4 separate regions of the Mus musculus genome follow, and regions 1, 2 and 3 are each linked to region 4. Evidence: chromatin loops called from intact Hi-C (ENCODE). Cell type or tissue: heart. All regions are shown on one strand.

Region 1 (4,000 bases), 240 kb after region 4:
TCTCCTGTATGTGTTCGCTTATGTATTCGGAGATGACTGCTTTGTGCAAAGGCTTTACCACATTGTTTACATTCATAGGGTTTCTCTCCTGTATGTTTTTGTTTATGATTTTGGAGGTCACATTTTCTTGCAAAGGCTTTTCCACATTGATTACATTCATAGGGTTTCTCTCCTGTATGTGTTTGCTTATGTTTTTGGAGGTCACAGTTTCTTGCAAAGGCTTTTCCACATTGATTACATTCATAGGGTTTCTCTCCTGTATGTGTTCGCTTATGTATTTGGAGATGACTGCTCTGTGTAAAGGCTTTACCACATTGGTTACATTTGTAGGGTTTCTCTCCTGTATGTATTCGTTTATGTTTTTGGAGTTCACAACTTCTTTTAAAAGCTTTACCACATTGGTTACATTCATAGGGTTTCTCTCCTGTATGTGTTCGCTTATGTTTTTGGAGTTCACAACTTCTTTTAAAAGCTTTACCACATTGATTACATTCATAGGGTTTCTCTCCTGTATGTGTTCGCTTATGGATTTGGAGAGTACTGCTTTCTGCAAAGGCTTTACCACACTGTTTACATTCATAGGGTTTCTCTCCTGTATGTGTTCGTTTATGTTTTTGGAGGTCACTACTTCTTTTAAAAGCTTTACCACATTGGTTACATTCATAGGGTTTCTCTCCTGTATGTGTTCGCTTATGGATTTGGAGAGTACTGCTTTCTGCAAAGGCTTTACCACATTGTTTACATTCATAGGGTTTCTCTCCTGTATGTGTTCGTTTATGTTTTTGGAGGTCACATTTTCTTGCAAAGGCTTTTCCACATTGATTACATTCATAGGGTTTCTCTCCTGTATGTGTTCGCTTATGTTTTTGGAGGTCACAGTTTCTTGCAAAGGCTTTTCCACATTGATTACATTCATAGGGTTTCTCTCCTGTATGTGTTCGTTTATGTTTTTGGAGGTCACCACTTCTTGCAAAGGATTTACCACATTGGTTACATTTGTAGGGTTTCTCTCCTGTATGTGTTCGTTTATGTTTTTGGAGGTCATCACTTCTTGCAAAGGCTTTTCCACATTGGTTACAGTCATGGTGTTTCTCTCCAGTATGTTTTATTTCATACCTTTGACTATGACTCTCATATGCAAAGGCTTTACCACATTGAATGAACTCAGAGGGTTGCTCTGCAGAACAACTTCTTTCATGCCTACAAATACAATTAGCATATGTGAAATCTTTCTTACATTGATTATACTGATGAGTCTTTTCATCTGTATGAATTCTTTTAAAATTTGGTTTCATTGAAAAGAGCAATCAAATGTTAACATAATATTACTTTGTTTACATTCAAAGGAGTTCTACTAAATTATGGATTGTTTTACATCTTTGAGGGTACATGAAATGGGAACAGTACTGATTATCTGGCTCACCTTTATAACATACTTTTTCTATAAAAGGTTACTCACATATTTGAAAAAAAAACAGGAAGAACTCACAGTATTTGCACAATGATTGCATTCACAAATTTTGTTATCATGAGAGTAATACTACATTTGGAATATGAACAAATGTAAAAGAAAAAAATTCTACTGCCTAAATTCTCATCACTATTTTCAGCAGTTTGAGTTGGTAAATGTCCCCAGCAATGTTCGGAAACAAATTATTTATAAACTTATAGGACATTTAGAATGTTGCTGAAAGTATGTTATACTGCATATCCTCTAATTGTTCTGTAAAAGTGAAAGGTATGTGGCTTCTTTCAATACTCCAATGCTCACAAGGCTTGTATCCTTCCTAACCTTTGACATCCACATCAAAAGTGAATAACAAGTGAAAATTCCACATTACATCCAGAGCTGACTTTTTTTTTCATCACAGAGATGTGGTAGAGAGATTAAGGTTTTTCCACAAAACCATTCTTGAATCTTATGAACTGTTCATATCACTAAATTTAGCAATGTTATTACAAGTATATCATCAAGCTCAGATATACTATGGATTATTTGCTCAATACTAGGTTTTAGAAATATACTTGTCACCTAATCACTGTGTGTTCCTTTTGCAATAGTTAAGCGATATAAGACTGAAGACACTCACACTTGTACAGCATAGCTCTACTAGGCTTGATTTAAACAGTAACATATCTGTTAAGCCATTATTTCTCTTTCTTTGAACTAAAGGAATGCCTTGCAAACAATAATTTCATATCTGCCATAGACATATATGATTTTATGAAATTCAGTAAACATCCATGACTGAAATCAGTGCTTATTGTACCCTAGTGGTTTTCTTTACTACTTGTAGCACATGTTAAACTTTCTTCATAGGCATTTTTTTCATCAGCTTGCAGAGGAAAATTACCTTCCATGACTTCTAGAAGTTTGAAAATGGTCTTCAATTGTATGTTCTTCCCAAATGTAACCTAAACCCAGTACCAGAGAAAGTATGTTACATTATTGGCAATTAGGTAACATTTAAATTACTAACTCCATTGAACTTTAAAACCATGAGTGATTTATTCAACATATTATTCCTCACTCTCAATTGAAATTACAAAAACAAATAACAATAACAAAGAAACAGTTGTGCATACACGTTACAAAGTAAATTTAAAGAATCACAATATTACCTATAGCTGTGAGATTTCTATGGGTCTCTAGCATCACATCTTTGTAGAGACTCTTCTGAGAAGGATCCAGCAAAGCCCACTCTTCCTGAGTGAAGTTCACCTGCACATCATCATAGGTGACTAAATCCTAAAAGATCCCAAACGTGTGTACATATATATGTATATATATATATATATATATATACACACACACACACACACACACATATATATATGATACAGATAACAGTGTAAAGGTGTACTTCAAAATGAATATTCGCTGACTGCACTGCCCAACCACATAGTACTTTTTAATCCAGTCTTTCACAATTGGACAACACAAACTTAAATTAATTAATGATCTCTGGGAACCTGACGCTTTCATATTAAGATGTTGGGTTTGGAACCAAGTAGAATGCTGCTAGACCTTCCCCATTTTTGTTCCCTGAGACCAAATATACAAGAGTTCCCTTAAGACTGCAGTTTCCTCTCACCTACCCATGTCACCTGTAGATACAAAAGACTTTTTTCCATCTCCCCTTCCCTACTTGCCAGATGTCCCCAACCCTTCTTAGCCCCCAACTATGGGCAGATACCCCAATCTCAACCATAGTCAGTTCTCCCGAAGAGCAAGAAGTCTGTCTAAAGAACAAGCCCACTATCTGTTATCCTAGACACAATTCTCATAGTAGCCCACAGAACTGCAACACAGTATCAGGGAAAGCTTCCTCTGCCCATTTCCATGTGACCAATTTTCAACTTTTTTTCAATAACTAAGGCAACTACACCAGGAACAATGTGAACTTGACTAATGTTACCTGTGCTAGTGTGTGTATAGAAATAAAATAAAATCATATTTCATGACTCCAATAAAGATAACTCAAAGTCACCCCTAAACTGTTATAAATTTGACCCTAGTTACTACTGATCTGTCTTCTGAACAGAGAGGCCCCATGCTCTAGAGCTCCCTCTGTCATTATAGATGATCAGAAAGTTGAGCTATTGTTCTATAGCTGTTCATGACCCTTAGTGATTTCAGGCTAAACCAGACCCACAGGAGCCCATATACAAAACAATGATGAATGATAATTTAATGTCTGCTTCCTGCCATATGCATTACATTCCAATCTATCCTATCCACCCACCCAGCACCATCAACACCTGAGAAACTTCTGCATTTCAGAAGCTCCTTTTGTAACCAAGAATTGAATTTCTGTGAATCATGCCATTTTGACAATAGGTAACAGAAAGGTAAAAGGAATCTAATCAAATATTTCTGAAGGATGATCACTGTCAGATCTTTACAACTAACTTCTACACTATAAAATTAGTCACACAAACCTGAATACGGAAGGGTCAAGAATTCTAGAAATCAAACCATTACTTTTCCAATGCTGTC
Region 2 (4,000 bases), 460 kb after region 4:
AGTCTCCCACTATTATTGTGTGAGGTGCAATGTGTGCTTTGAGCTTTACTAAAGTTTCTTTAATGAATGTGGCTTCCCTTGCATTTGGAGGATAGATATTCAGAATTGAGAGTTCCTCTTGGAATATTTTACCTTTGATGAGTATAAAGTACCCCTCCTTGTCTTTTTTGATAACTTTGGGTTGGAAGTTGATTTTGTTAGATATTAGAATGGCTACTCCAGCTTGTTTCTTCGGACAGTTTGCTTGGAAAATTGTTTTCCAGCCTTTCACTCTGGGGTAGTGTCTTTTTCCTGAGGTGGGTTTCCTGTAAGCAACAAAATGTAGCCAGTCTGTTAGTCTATGTCTTTTTATTGGGAATTGAGTCCATTGATATTAAGAGATATTAAGGAAAAGTTATTGTTGCTATTATTTTTGTTGTTAGAGTTGGCATTCTGTTCTTGTGGCTGTCTCCTTTTAGGTTTGTTGAAGGGTTACTTTCTTGCTTTTTCTAGGGCATATATTCCGTCCTTGTATTGATTTTCTTCTGTTATTATTCTTTGAAGGGCTGGATTCGTGCAAGGATATTTTGTGAATCTGGTTTTGTTATGGAATACTTTTGCTTTCTCCATCTATGGTAATTGAGAGTTTGGCTGGTTATAGTAACCTGGGCTGGCAGTTGTCTTCTCTTAGTGTCCGTATAACATCTGACCAGGATCTTCTAGCTTTCATAGTCTCTGGTGAAAAGTCTGCAGTAATTCTAATGGGCCTGCCTTTATATGTTACGTGATCTTTTTCCATTGCTGCTTTTAATATTTTGTCTTTATTTAGTGCATTTGTTATTTTGACTACTATGTGTCGGGAGGAATTTCAATTCTGTTCCAGTCTATTTGGAGTTCTGTAGGCTTCTTGTATGTTCATGGACATCTCTTTTTTAAGTATGGAAAGTTTTCTTCTATAATTTTGTTGAAGATATTTGCTGGCCTTTAAGTTGAAAATCTTCATTCTCGACAACTTCTGTTATCTATAGGTTTGGTCATCTCATTGTATCCTGGATTTCCTGGATGTTTTGAGTTAGGATCCTTTTGCATTTTGCATTTTCTTTTATTGTTGTGTCCATGTTCCCTATGGAATATTCTGCACCTGAGATTCTCTCTTCTATATCCTGTATTCTATTGCTGATGCTCACTCACATCTACGGTTCCTGATTTCTTTCCTAGGGTTTCTATCTCCAGAGTTGTCTCCCTTTAGGTTTTCTTTTGTTTCTATTACCTTTTTAGATCCTGGATGGTTTTGTTCAATTCCATCTCCTGTTTGGTATTGTTTTCCTGTAACTCTCTAAGGCATTTTTTGTTTCCTCCTTAAGGGTTTCTAGCTGTTCACCAGCGTTTTCCTGTATTTCCTAATTAAAATCCTCCATCATCATCATAAGAAGTGACTTTAGACCCATGTCTTGCTTTTCTGGTGTGATGGTGTATCCAGGACTTGCTATGGTGGGAGAGTTTGGTTCCGATGATGCCAAGTAACCTTGGTTTCTGTTGCTTCTGTTCTTAAGTTTTCGTCCTGCCCTCTGATTATCTCAAGTATTTGCTGCCCTCAATATATCTGATTGGAGCCTGTCGTTCCTACAATCCCAGTTGATTCAGGACCCCTAGAGTCCAGCTTTCTCTGTGATCCTTTGCTTGTGGGCTCCCGTGAATCTGAGATTCTGAGTGTGTCAGGGATTTTGGCAGTCAAGCTTCCTCTGAGACCCTGAAATACTGGTGTGACCAAGCTCCTTTTATCCTAGGATCCTATTGTCAAAGATCCTGGGCATGTTACAGTGCCTGGAGGTAGTGTTTCCTTTGAGGAGCGTGGAGCTCTCTGGTCCTAAGTTAGTGTAGACAGTCCTCTAGGGACCGTGGGGGTGTCCGCCAACTCTGCACACAAAGTGACCAGGTACTGGCACCAACTGGAAGGGACTTGTAACTCTGGTCAGGCGGGTTTTCTGGGTCCCTAATGCTGTCACAGGTCCCGTGCCCGATGGATTGGAACAGAAGTTGTGTTCCACACACCAATGGTCCTAAGATCACGTCCTCTAGGGACCTTAGGGGTGTTCGCCAAGGTGACCCTGTGCTGGCACCGACTGGAAGGGACCATCTGGTGTAATTCTAATAGCCCTGCCTCTATATGTTACCTGACCTTTTTCCCTTACTGTTTTCAATATTGTATCTTTATTTAGTGTGTTTGTTGTTCTGATTATTATGTGTCAGGAGATACTTTTCTGGTCCTGTCTATTTGGAGTTCTATAGGTCCCTTGTATGTTCATGGCATCTCTTTTTGGTTGGGGAAATTTTCTTCTGTAATTTTGGTGAAGATATTTACTGGTGCTTTGAGTTGAAATTCTCCATTCTCATCTATACCTATTATCTGTAGGTTTGGTCTTCTCTTTACATCTCAGATTTCCTGCATGTTTTGGGTTAGGATTATTTTGCATTTTGCATTTTCTTTGATTGTTGTATCCATGTTCTCTATGGAATCTTCTGTACCTGGGTCTCTCCCTTCCATCTCTTCTATTGTTGTGATGCTTGCATCTAATGTTCCTTATTTCTTTCCTAGGGTTTCTATCTACAGAGTTGTCTCCCTTTGGGTTTTCTTTATTATTTCTATTTCCATTTTTAGATCTTGGATGGATTTGTTCAATTCTATCACCTCTTTGGTTGTATTTTCTTGTAATTCTTTATGGGATTTTTATCTTTCCTCTTTAAGGTCTTCTACCTGTGTAGCAGTGATTTCCTATAATTCCTTGAGGGACTTTTTGTGCTTCCTTTTTAAGCGCTTCTACCTGTTTACTGGTGATCTCCTGAATTTCTTTAAGTGAGTTATTAATGCACTTCTGAACATCCTATACCAGCATCATGAGATAAGATTTTAGATTCGAATCTTGCTTTTCAGGTGTGTTGGCGTATTCAAGACTCGCTGTGGTGGGCATACTGGTTCTGATGAGGCTCAGTGGTCCTGCTTTCTGTTAGTAAGATTCTTTCATTTGCCTTTCGCCATCTGGTAGTCTCTGGTGTTAGATGTTCTACCTGTCTCTGGTTGGAGCTTGTTCCTCCTGTGATTCTTTAACCCCTGTCAGCATTCCTGGGAGACTAACTCTCTCCTGTGTCCCAGTGGTCAGAACAGTCTCTGCAGGCAAGCTATCCTCTTGCAGAGAAGGTGCACAGAAGTCTGGAGCTCAGATCCACCTCCTGATTCCTGAGGTCAGAGCCCTCCCCAGAGGCCGATTCTCCTCTGGCAGTGAAGGTGTCCATGCTGCGTGCCAGCTCTGTCTTCTGGCTGAGGATGAAGGCCTGAAGGGAACCTGTCCAAGAAACTTGGTTGCTTCTGCTGCCCATGTACTCTTCTGCATAAACTGGTTTCAGTGATCCCAAAATTCTGGGTGTGCTAGGGCCTGCCTATGTCCTTTGACCCTGTTTTTGCTAGCACAAGACCCTCTGGATTTTTTGGAACTGATGTTGCGTTCCACTCACCAGTGATCTCAAGGAACTGGGTGTGCTAGTGTGCCAGCCGTGTGGGGAGTCCTCTGGGGATCTTAAGGCCCTCCACAGAGACTGCCTCAAACACTCTTAAACAATTACTGCTGTCTCATTTATCCCTAAAAGCAATTCAACAAATCTCATCGATTTCTCTCTATTCTTTTTTCTGATTATAGCTCTGGGCAGCCTCTACTATCGATCTCTGTCTCTTCTTTCTGAGCAGCCTGTCTGTCTGTACTGCACCTCCAAGCTCAAACCATCTGGGACAGACAGAAATCTTTGAGAAGGGCCCATGGCAAATCCAGACCAACAAGGATGTCCGGATCAACTTGGAGGATTTTGGTGAGTCCCAGCACATTCCACGAACCCAAGAATTATGCAAACCAATTCAGCTCAACTTTTGTTTTAGTTGTGAACTTGCACAACTTGGTAAGGAACCAGTTGGCTCAGCAAAACCAGCAACTCCGCTAAGAATCCAATTTTCCCCATCCCTTAATTTCACATC
Region 3 (4,000 bases), 450 kb after region 4:
AGCCCTGAGTTACTACTTAAGCTAACTTTGTAACCAGTGTTATACCTTTTTAATCATACCCAAATAACTTATAAGCCAATTCTCTATGACCAAGATATGCAGATCATATTTATACCTTTAAGACCAATCAGAAACCAAATGAAGTGGCTACACGAATCTTGTAAATTTAGATCAAAGAATTTTACTTTTTATAGCTATACTTATAAGATAAAAACACACTTTGTCATTTGCTAAACACAATAATCACAAAATTGCAGAGAATTTTTTAGGAAGAAACAACTATCAGCTTATTTGCCTTAGAACTAAGAGGTTGTAGATTCCTTTTTTTAAAAAACAAGTTTTTCAGCAGGACCTCTCTTGCTGTGCTTGATTTTTGGCTAAAGGGAGGGGCCTCTAAGCCTCAGTTGTGCAAACTGAGAGTGATTCAGCCGGTACAGTTTTAACCATTGTTTTTTCTTTTCTTTTCAACATGAAACATAAAACAGCCAGTCATTCAGACAACGAAACAATCATTCAGACAACGAGACAAAAAACATACATGAATTGACGTGATTGGTGCACCAAACATAGACAATAGAAAGAGGGTAGAGAGCTTCTCCTGTAGGGGCCAGAGAGAATAAAACAGGGTGTCCCCTGATTTCTCTTTGTCCCTGGAAGAGTTCAAAAATCCATTTTCCTCTATCCCTTCCTTTCCTTTCTTGCTTCTAAGAGGCAGCTTGTCAAACCCAAGATTAAAATCCAAAATTTTCTTACAGCTTCTAAAACTTTTAATTTATTTAATCTTAGGGCAAATTTTTGAGAAAACACACAATCTCTATACACTAAATGTCTCAAATAGCCTAAAAGTTTACCATGCTGAATCTTTTTTGAAGCCATTATCAGTCCACACTTAGTCAAATATTTTATAGCCATCTGCAAAAACGCTCTCTATTTTCTGCAACCAACAAAAACGCCATCAACAAAATGAATTATATATGTTTTAGGAAATGCTTTCTTAACTTCCAATAAAACCTAATCTATGAATTTTTTGACACAATGTAGGATTGGGGAGTTGTAAAAAAGGTAACAGTAAGAATTGAGCTATATTTTGACCTTTATGAAGTCTCTTTGAAACCCATTTTTATTTACTCTAAACGTGTTATTGCAAATCTCTAGCAAGGGCCCCGGAGGAAGCATGGCTGGGCCCAACACACAACTTCCTATCCCAGAGAGTTCTGTCAAGGTAAGCTGAACTGACTTGAAGGGAAGCTGCCTAGCATCTGAAAGCAGGGTAAAATTTCTAAATAAGGCTAAAGCAGAAACATTTAATATAGACCATAGTACATCAGTGGAAGAGGCCCCCTCCCCCCCCCCTTTTCGTCTAGGCCCATCGAGGCCTCGGTTCATCCAGGTCTGAGTGCTCAGCCACGGGCATGCCTGCAATGGCAGAATGTTCTTGCTCAGACCCGCTGCCTAAAAGTTTACCATGCTGAATCTTTTTTTTTAAGCCATCATCAGTCCACACTTAGCAAATTCTGAGGCATTATCTCTTTGTGTCTTACCAACAAGGCTAAAGCAGAAGCATTCAATATAGACCACAGTAAATCAGTGGAAGAGCCCCCCCCCCGCCCCCCGTGCCCCCCTCCGCTCACCTTAGTCTAGGCTCACCGAGGCCTCTGTTCATCTAGGTCTGAGTGCTCGGCCACGGGCGGGCCTGTGATGGCAGAGTGTTCTTGCTCAGACCCACTGCCTTAGGCCGCAGAAGTCCCGAAGCCCCAGCCTTGGCCTTCAGGCCTAGCCAGTGGCTGCCTCGAGGGCAAAGGCTCCTGGCATTTGTAGGGTAGGGACCGAGGCTGCTCCCGGGCTCCTCGGGCTCACCCAGCATGGGCTGAGGCCGTAAGGGGCCCGGGGCGAAGAAGGCCACACTCCCGAGCTCGCTGTGCTCTCGGTTGGAACCCTGCACAATCTCCCGTGGGGGTTAGGGGGTTGTCTGCAGTTGTTATTAGGGGAGACGGGCCTTGTAAGGGGGGGCCCTCTGGCCGTTTCCCTGGACCGCAGTTACTAGGGTGTTCTGTGTTTGTGTAGGGCATTCTCTAGCAAAAATGTCTATGTTGGTTGCATCTATATCAAGTTTTTTCTCCTATATTTACTTGTAGAGCAGCCCTAATGGCCAGGTTAATAGACTTAGAAACTTGTTGAGAAAACACATCTACCTCATTTCAAAGCTTGATCATACCATTTATACCTAAACTCTTGGTTTTACTTCTCAGGGCAGCCCTAAACTCTGACTTCCAAGTTAAATATTGGCCTCTAGTGAGGACAGACTGAACAACTTTATTTCATTCATTGGGTATTAAGTAGCCTTCTCCTGCTAAACCTTCTAATAGAGATACTGTGCACCGGTGGCTTAGTTTCGCTTTTGTGAGATGGCGATGGTGATCGGGAGTTTTCTAAAAAATCTTCAGTAAGGGCTAGGAGGCTAGCACCTTTTCCGCCCTTTTCTGCCTGCTCAAGGAGGTCTCTGATGATTCCCCAATAACTAAAAAGGACTTGGGGACATCTTCTCCTTGTTTTATCAACGCATCAATATCTTTGCCTACTTTATTCTAAGTTAAAGGGTGTATTTCAGAACCATTCAATACCAGCCATGGACATCTCTCGTCCACAAAACAAAAATATTTTATTAAATTCCTTTTTTTTTAACTCTTATCCCTCTCTCCTTAAGAGAACACTTCATCTCTTGAATAAAGACTGCCTCTTTGGACAGAACCTTCCCCATAGTTAATGGGACAACAACTGAATGCCTAGGCTTACCTCTCAGACGACCGTCCTCGACACTTGAGCGAAGTGGCGGTGGACTGTCCCACTGTCTCACTGTCTGCGCGGTACCTCTTTAATCTGCTGTCCGAAGGGTGGTCGTACCTTGTGCCCCACGTTAGACGCCACTTGACCCGTCCAACAGGTCCAGTTATTAGAGGGTCTCGAGGGGACCTCCTCCTAAGAACCAAATGGGGGGTAGAGAGAGACGAGGGTCTTGCGGGAATAACAACACGGAAACCTTTCTGGAATGCATCAAAGCCCCAAATGTATTGAGAAAGGCCCAAGGCTTAAATGCACAAGCAAAAGGGGAAGTACAGATACTTATCAGTGGGAGGGGTGGGGCAATACAAGCAAAAGGAGAAGTACTTATCAGTGGGAGGGGGCAATATAATTGCACATTCTTAGGCAGTTACACGGGGAAGCAGGAACTTGGTGGTATCAGGGTGTGGTCAGGACATCAGTGATGACTTAGGGCTGGAACATCCCGTGGTTGTTCTCAGAATCCATGTGTTGGTGGCCCGCTTTTGACCCCCTTTTCTTTTCAGGGGGAGAGGCCCAATTCAGAGATCAAGAGTTGTCTTAATAGCTCCCAACAGAGATGTGAAAAAACGTCTGTTCCTCCCAGATAGAGGATGTTGAGAGATAGGAGATGGCTTCATCCAAATATTGTTTGGTGCATCAGTGATATTTCTTGTTGCTTTGAATAAATATCCAACAAAAATATCTTAGAATTATGGAAAGGAAAGTTTTATCTTGTTTTGTTAGAGTCTATCATGGTGAGAAAGGCAGGGTGGAAAGTGGGAGATAGGATGGGGAGGGCTAGGAGGCATTTGGGGATGAGTGGGAGACAGGTGGGAGTGGGATGCAGATGGGGAGAGGGAGGCAGGGTTGGAAGTTGGAAAGTAGCCTGTCGTATTCCATCTGTGGTCCAAATAGATGAAGATGAAAGGTTTTCCTCTCACTTTCTCCTTAAGCTGGGCCACCAGTTGGAGGCATTCCATTTTGGGTGGCTCTTCACTGTTTTTGGAAGCTTCTGTCAAAACACCCAAACACACACAGAACTGTGTCTCTTGCCCAAGAAGGGGAGGAATATTTTTATTGTTCTTGTAGGAACATGGTTGACATAGTCAGCTACCTGCATCATTAACAAAGCCATCCAACATGAGTGATGCCTTGGGGAGTTGAATCCCTGGAGTTTGCT
Region 4 (4,000 bases):
GGCAAGCTTAAGGTGAGGTCTTAGCCAACTAACATTTCCTAACAGCTTTTGAAAGTAATTTAAAGTAAGTAAACTATCTTTTCTTATTTGAATTTTCTGGTCAACAATTTCTTTAGGATATAACTGATGGCCCAAATCTTGAAAAGGATATTGTCTTTGAATCTTTTCTTTCCCAAAATTTTAAAGCTTTTTATATCATAACAAAGGCCTATAGAAATACTCTTTCAGAGGAAGAATCTAATAAAATATCCATATCATGATCAATAAACAGAGTAGGATTCAAAGTCCTAACCTCTTATATTGAAGCAGAAACAAATTTTTGACAAAATGTAGGGCTACTGACCCTTCCTTGAGGAATTCCATTGAAGGGAGTCCAATGATATCACTTCGCGGCTTATTTAAAATTACAAGCAGATACATCAAATGCAAACCTTTTACAACCCTCAAGATGCAAAGGAATACTATAAAACTGATCTTTTAAGTCAATAATAATCTTACACCTACTTTTTGAAACATCTGCTAAAGTAAGTAAGCCAGTTTTCAATGTCCTCTTCTTTTTTTAAAGATTTATTTATTTATTTATTTATTTATTTATTTATTTGTTTGTTTATTTAATGTAAGTACACTGTAGCTGTCTTCAGATACACCAGAAGAGGGCATCATATTTCATTACAGGTGGTTGTGAGCCACCATGTGGTTACTGGGATTTGAACTTCGGACCTTAGGAAGAACAGTCAGGTGCTCTTACTCACTGAGCCATCTCACCAGCCCTTGAATGTCCTCTTAAGTCCCAGGGTCATTATCCTTTCATACATCTTAGGTTTTGAACTTTATTTTGGGTCATTGGAATAACCAGTCCTTTGGAGGTGAGGGAGTACATCAGCTCCAGTGCCTACTAATCCTTCCAAACAGTTTCCTTCAATTAGTACTTTAAGGTTAGGTCTCTTAATAGCAACAGATTGGACCCAGTACACATCAGTGAAACCAAAGCCACCTTGTCCTCTCACACATTTAGCAGATGCAAGGGAACTAAATTAAGTTGAACAATTCTTTTGTTAGCAGGTACAGTTATAATGGGGCAGCCATAATTCTAATTTCTCCTGCATAATCATTGTCTGTAATATGTGAATAGATCTGTAGTATTTTTATAATAGTGCTGCTTCAGTCCTGAAGTTATCCCACGTCCCTGGAGGCAATGGGCCAAAAACTCCTGTAGGCAGTGTTTGGACCCCCATTTCTGAGGTCAGTACTGGCGATCCTAAAACTCAGTAATCTCCCTGCCTCTGTGCTCTAATTTGGTTCTCTGTCCATACCTGATGGCCACAAAGGCCAGGAAAGCCAGCAAGGCCATAATATCTGTCTTGTGTTTCCTGCTCTGTGCTGTAGTTTGCTCATAACCATCATGTGGAACATACTTGTAGTGGACCTGAACCCAGTCAGAAGCAACAGAACAAGATCTTGTTTCCTAAAATCTCTGTTTAATTTCTGTAATTACTAATATCCTGACCAACCACCCACTTGCAGGACAAATTGGTGACTCCAATGTAAGCTGATTGATGGGCTATGCAAGCTATTCACCTTCATTCTAGCAGGAAGAAGAAGTGCCTCCTGAGTGCAGTGCTTAGACATCAGGCAAGTTCTAAATTTGCACAGCAATGAACAAAGGGCACTGCCCACAAAGGGGAGAAGCAGGCAGGCAAGCAGCATTGATCTGGAATCTTAGCCCCTCCCAAGGAATTGGCGGGAGAACAGACAGATCAGCTATTGGAGGAGACTCACTACTGCTACTGTCCTACAAAGCCGCAGATCTGAAAAAGGATTGGCCCAGGCTGGAAACACTAAGCTGTGTACTTTTAACACACTCTAACTTTAAGGGTGGTGTTCCTGTCTTTCAAGACTCAGTAGCCAATCAGAACCCCACACGGAGCTGCCAGTCAGAAGAGGAGGTGGCTCTTCCTGGTACTAAGCCCTCAAGTTTCTCTCTGTAACTCAGGTGACCTGAGTGTTTCTATGTGTTGCGTTCTTACTGTCTTCAGTGAGTGCTGCGAGGTAGCTCAGGCAAGCTCAGAACTTCAGACATGGTAAGTACAAAGTCATCTCCCATAAAAAAAGGGGGGGGGGGCAAGCTTCTTAGCAAAGGATGCCTGTGTAGTAGGTCTTAACAGCGCATGGATGGTAAGCATCAGCCAGGTATATCGGGCCACCTGTGCCCTCCTTTGTGGACCTAGTCTCTCCTTGGACCCGGCTGTAGCCTCTGAATAACTTTATTGTCTGGCAGCATCTGGACAAAATCTTTGTGTCAGGGGCTTGTGTGTGGAAATACACTTGGCAGGACGAGAACCAGAGGAACAGCTTACTGTGTACACTGTCAGGTAAAACAGTGCAGACAAGAGCTAGGTCACAGACCAAAGGAAAAGGGAGTGTGCTGCAGGGATCACTGTTATGGAGAAGGACCTGATTCAGGCAGTGAGAATGATTTTGTAACTTCACAGACTGCATTCATTTCTGCATGTAATTTAGTAAAACTAGATTGGTGGGTGTTTTGTTTGGACAGGTTAGCTTGAGCCAGTGGGTAATGAATTCCCATTTTAGGATCTGTATTATGTAGATTTGTGCAATCCTTGTTGACATATTTAATTGAGCTCAGAAATGTAAAACACATGCCATTAGCTGTCTCTGTGTATGTCTGTCACATTATAGATCTCAGTAGTTAACAAAGCACTTAGGGGCAAGGTCAAACACTATCTCATTAATGCCATTCCTTCTACAAAGAAAGGCCTGATCCTTTTCTAATCAGTACAGTGACAAATTTTTTAAAATTATATATTTTTCCTTTTTAAAGATTTATTTATTTATTATATGTAAGTACACTGTAGCAGTTTTCAGACACTCCAGAAGAGGGCATCAGATTTCTTTATGGATGGTTTTGAGCCACCATGTGGTTGCAGGGATTTGACTCAGGACCTTCAGACTAGCAGTTGGTGCTCTTAACCACTGAGCCATCTCTCCAGCCCTTGGTATTACTTTTTAAATTCCATTTTCTTTATGCATAGGTGCCCTGATCTGTTACTTGTTTCTATTCTCCAATGTTTCCCAGAAAACAACAGATTCATTCCTATTTGTAAAGAAATTACATATCTGTCTGTTTACAGCAACATCTGTAGTTCAGGCTTCCCTTATGCCATGTACTTCATACTTGCTTTGAGCATTTGAGCCTAAAAACTTCCTTGCTCTTTCTGAGGGTAGAAGACTGATGGCTTAGGTGATTATCACCTGTAGCCTAACAGCTGAGGATTAAGCAATGTGGCCTTTGCTCTATCTCAGAAGGAACTGCTGGGCTCTAACTTTTAGCCTGCAAGTCAGAAGTCACAGGAAGAAAATGGGATGCTCAAAGAAGTGGTTCTGGAGTTTATTACTAAGTTGTCAAAAGTTACCTATGAAAGCTATCTAAGAGGAAAAGCAAAAAGATCCTAAGTGGGGAAGGGCAAAAATCTTCTCCTTTCTCTTTTCCTTATCTCTTTGTCCTCACTACTTAAACATCTTTCAGTATACACGATCACATGTTACCAAGTTCATCACAAGTTCTCACAAAAAATCAAATCATAAACTGAAATAGAAGTTTACAACAGAGAATGGTTACATGCATATCCATTAGGAGTAATTACTAATGGCTAAGTATCCATCGCCTGTATCAGATCCTCAGGTTCCCTGAAGGTTTAAAACCATAACTAAGTTATTAGTAAAGTTTTGTAGAGATAAACACAGTCCTATATCGTTTTCTAGGAACTATTTCTAGCACCTATAATAAATCATTAGTTTCCTTTTTATGACGTTTGGTAAATTGTTTTACAACCTCTTGGAATGTGCTCTGAGTAGGAGAAAGTCTGATTACTATCTAAGAGCAATTAATTGGTGATGCTTGGGAGACTGGTGGAGTTTTCTTTGCAGTTTTGAGTATCAGAAATTTATCTAATAGCGGTCCGACTATAATCAGTTTAAT

Evidence for each region. Hi-C counts contacts between places; a loop is a spot of excess contacts. Peaks named below come from ENCODE experiments on the same cell type or tissue, not always from the same donor. Only the 100,000 strongest peaks of a DNase experiment are listed, where the experiment ranks them.
Region 1: a loop joins it to region 4, with 14 times the contacts of the local background. A loop is called at or near these places in 8 of 42 quality-filtered maps.
Region 2: it touches region 4 in a loop (16-fold over the local background); 2 of 42 quality-filtered maps call a loop at or near these places.
Region 3: a loop joins it to region 4, with 15 times the contacts of the local background. A loop is called at or near these places in 2 of 42 quality-filtered maps.

The regions. Positions count from the first base shown.
Region 1 is chr2:177,314,710-177,318,709 of GRCm38, forward strand. It overlaps the pseudogene Gm14412. Among named protein-coding and RNA genes, the nearest start is that of Gm41986, 6.2 kb to the right of the region's middle. In heart, no CTCF peak of the experiment used is centred here; no DNase peak of the experiment used is centred here.
Region 2 is chr2:177,534,087-177,538,086 of GRCm38, forward strand. No RefSeq gene overlaps it. Among named protein-coding and RNA genes, the nearest start is that of Gm14403, 38 kb to the left of the region's middle. In heart, no CTCF peak of the experiment used is centred here; DNase peaks (open chromatin) are centred at 1,955 and 3,235.
Region 3 is chr2:177,521,469-177,525,468 of GRCm38, forward strand. No RefSeq gene overlaps it. Among named protein-coding and RNA genes, the nearest start is that of Gm14403, 25 kb to the left of the region's middle. In heart, no CTCF peak of the experiment used is centred here; DNase peaks (open chromatin) are centred at 1,783 and 2,913.
Region 4 is chr2:177,072,278-177,076,277 of GRCm38, forward strand. No RefSeq gene overlaps it. Among named protein-coding and RNA genes, the nearest start is that of Gm14413, 95 kb to the right of the region's middle. In heart, no CTCF peak of the experiment used is centred here; a DNase peak (open chromatin) is centred at 1,544.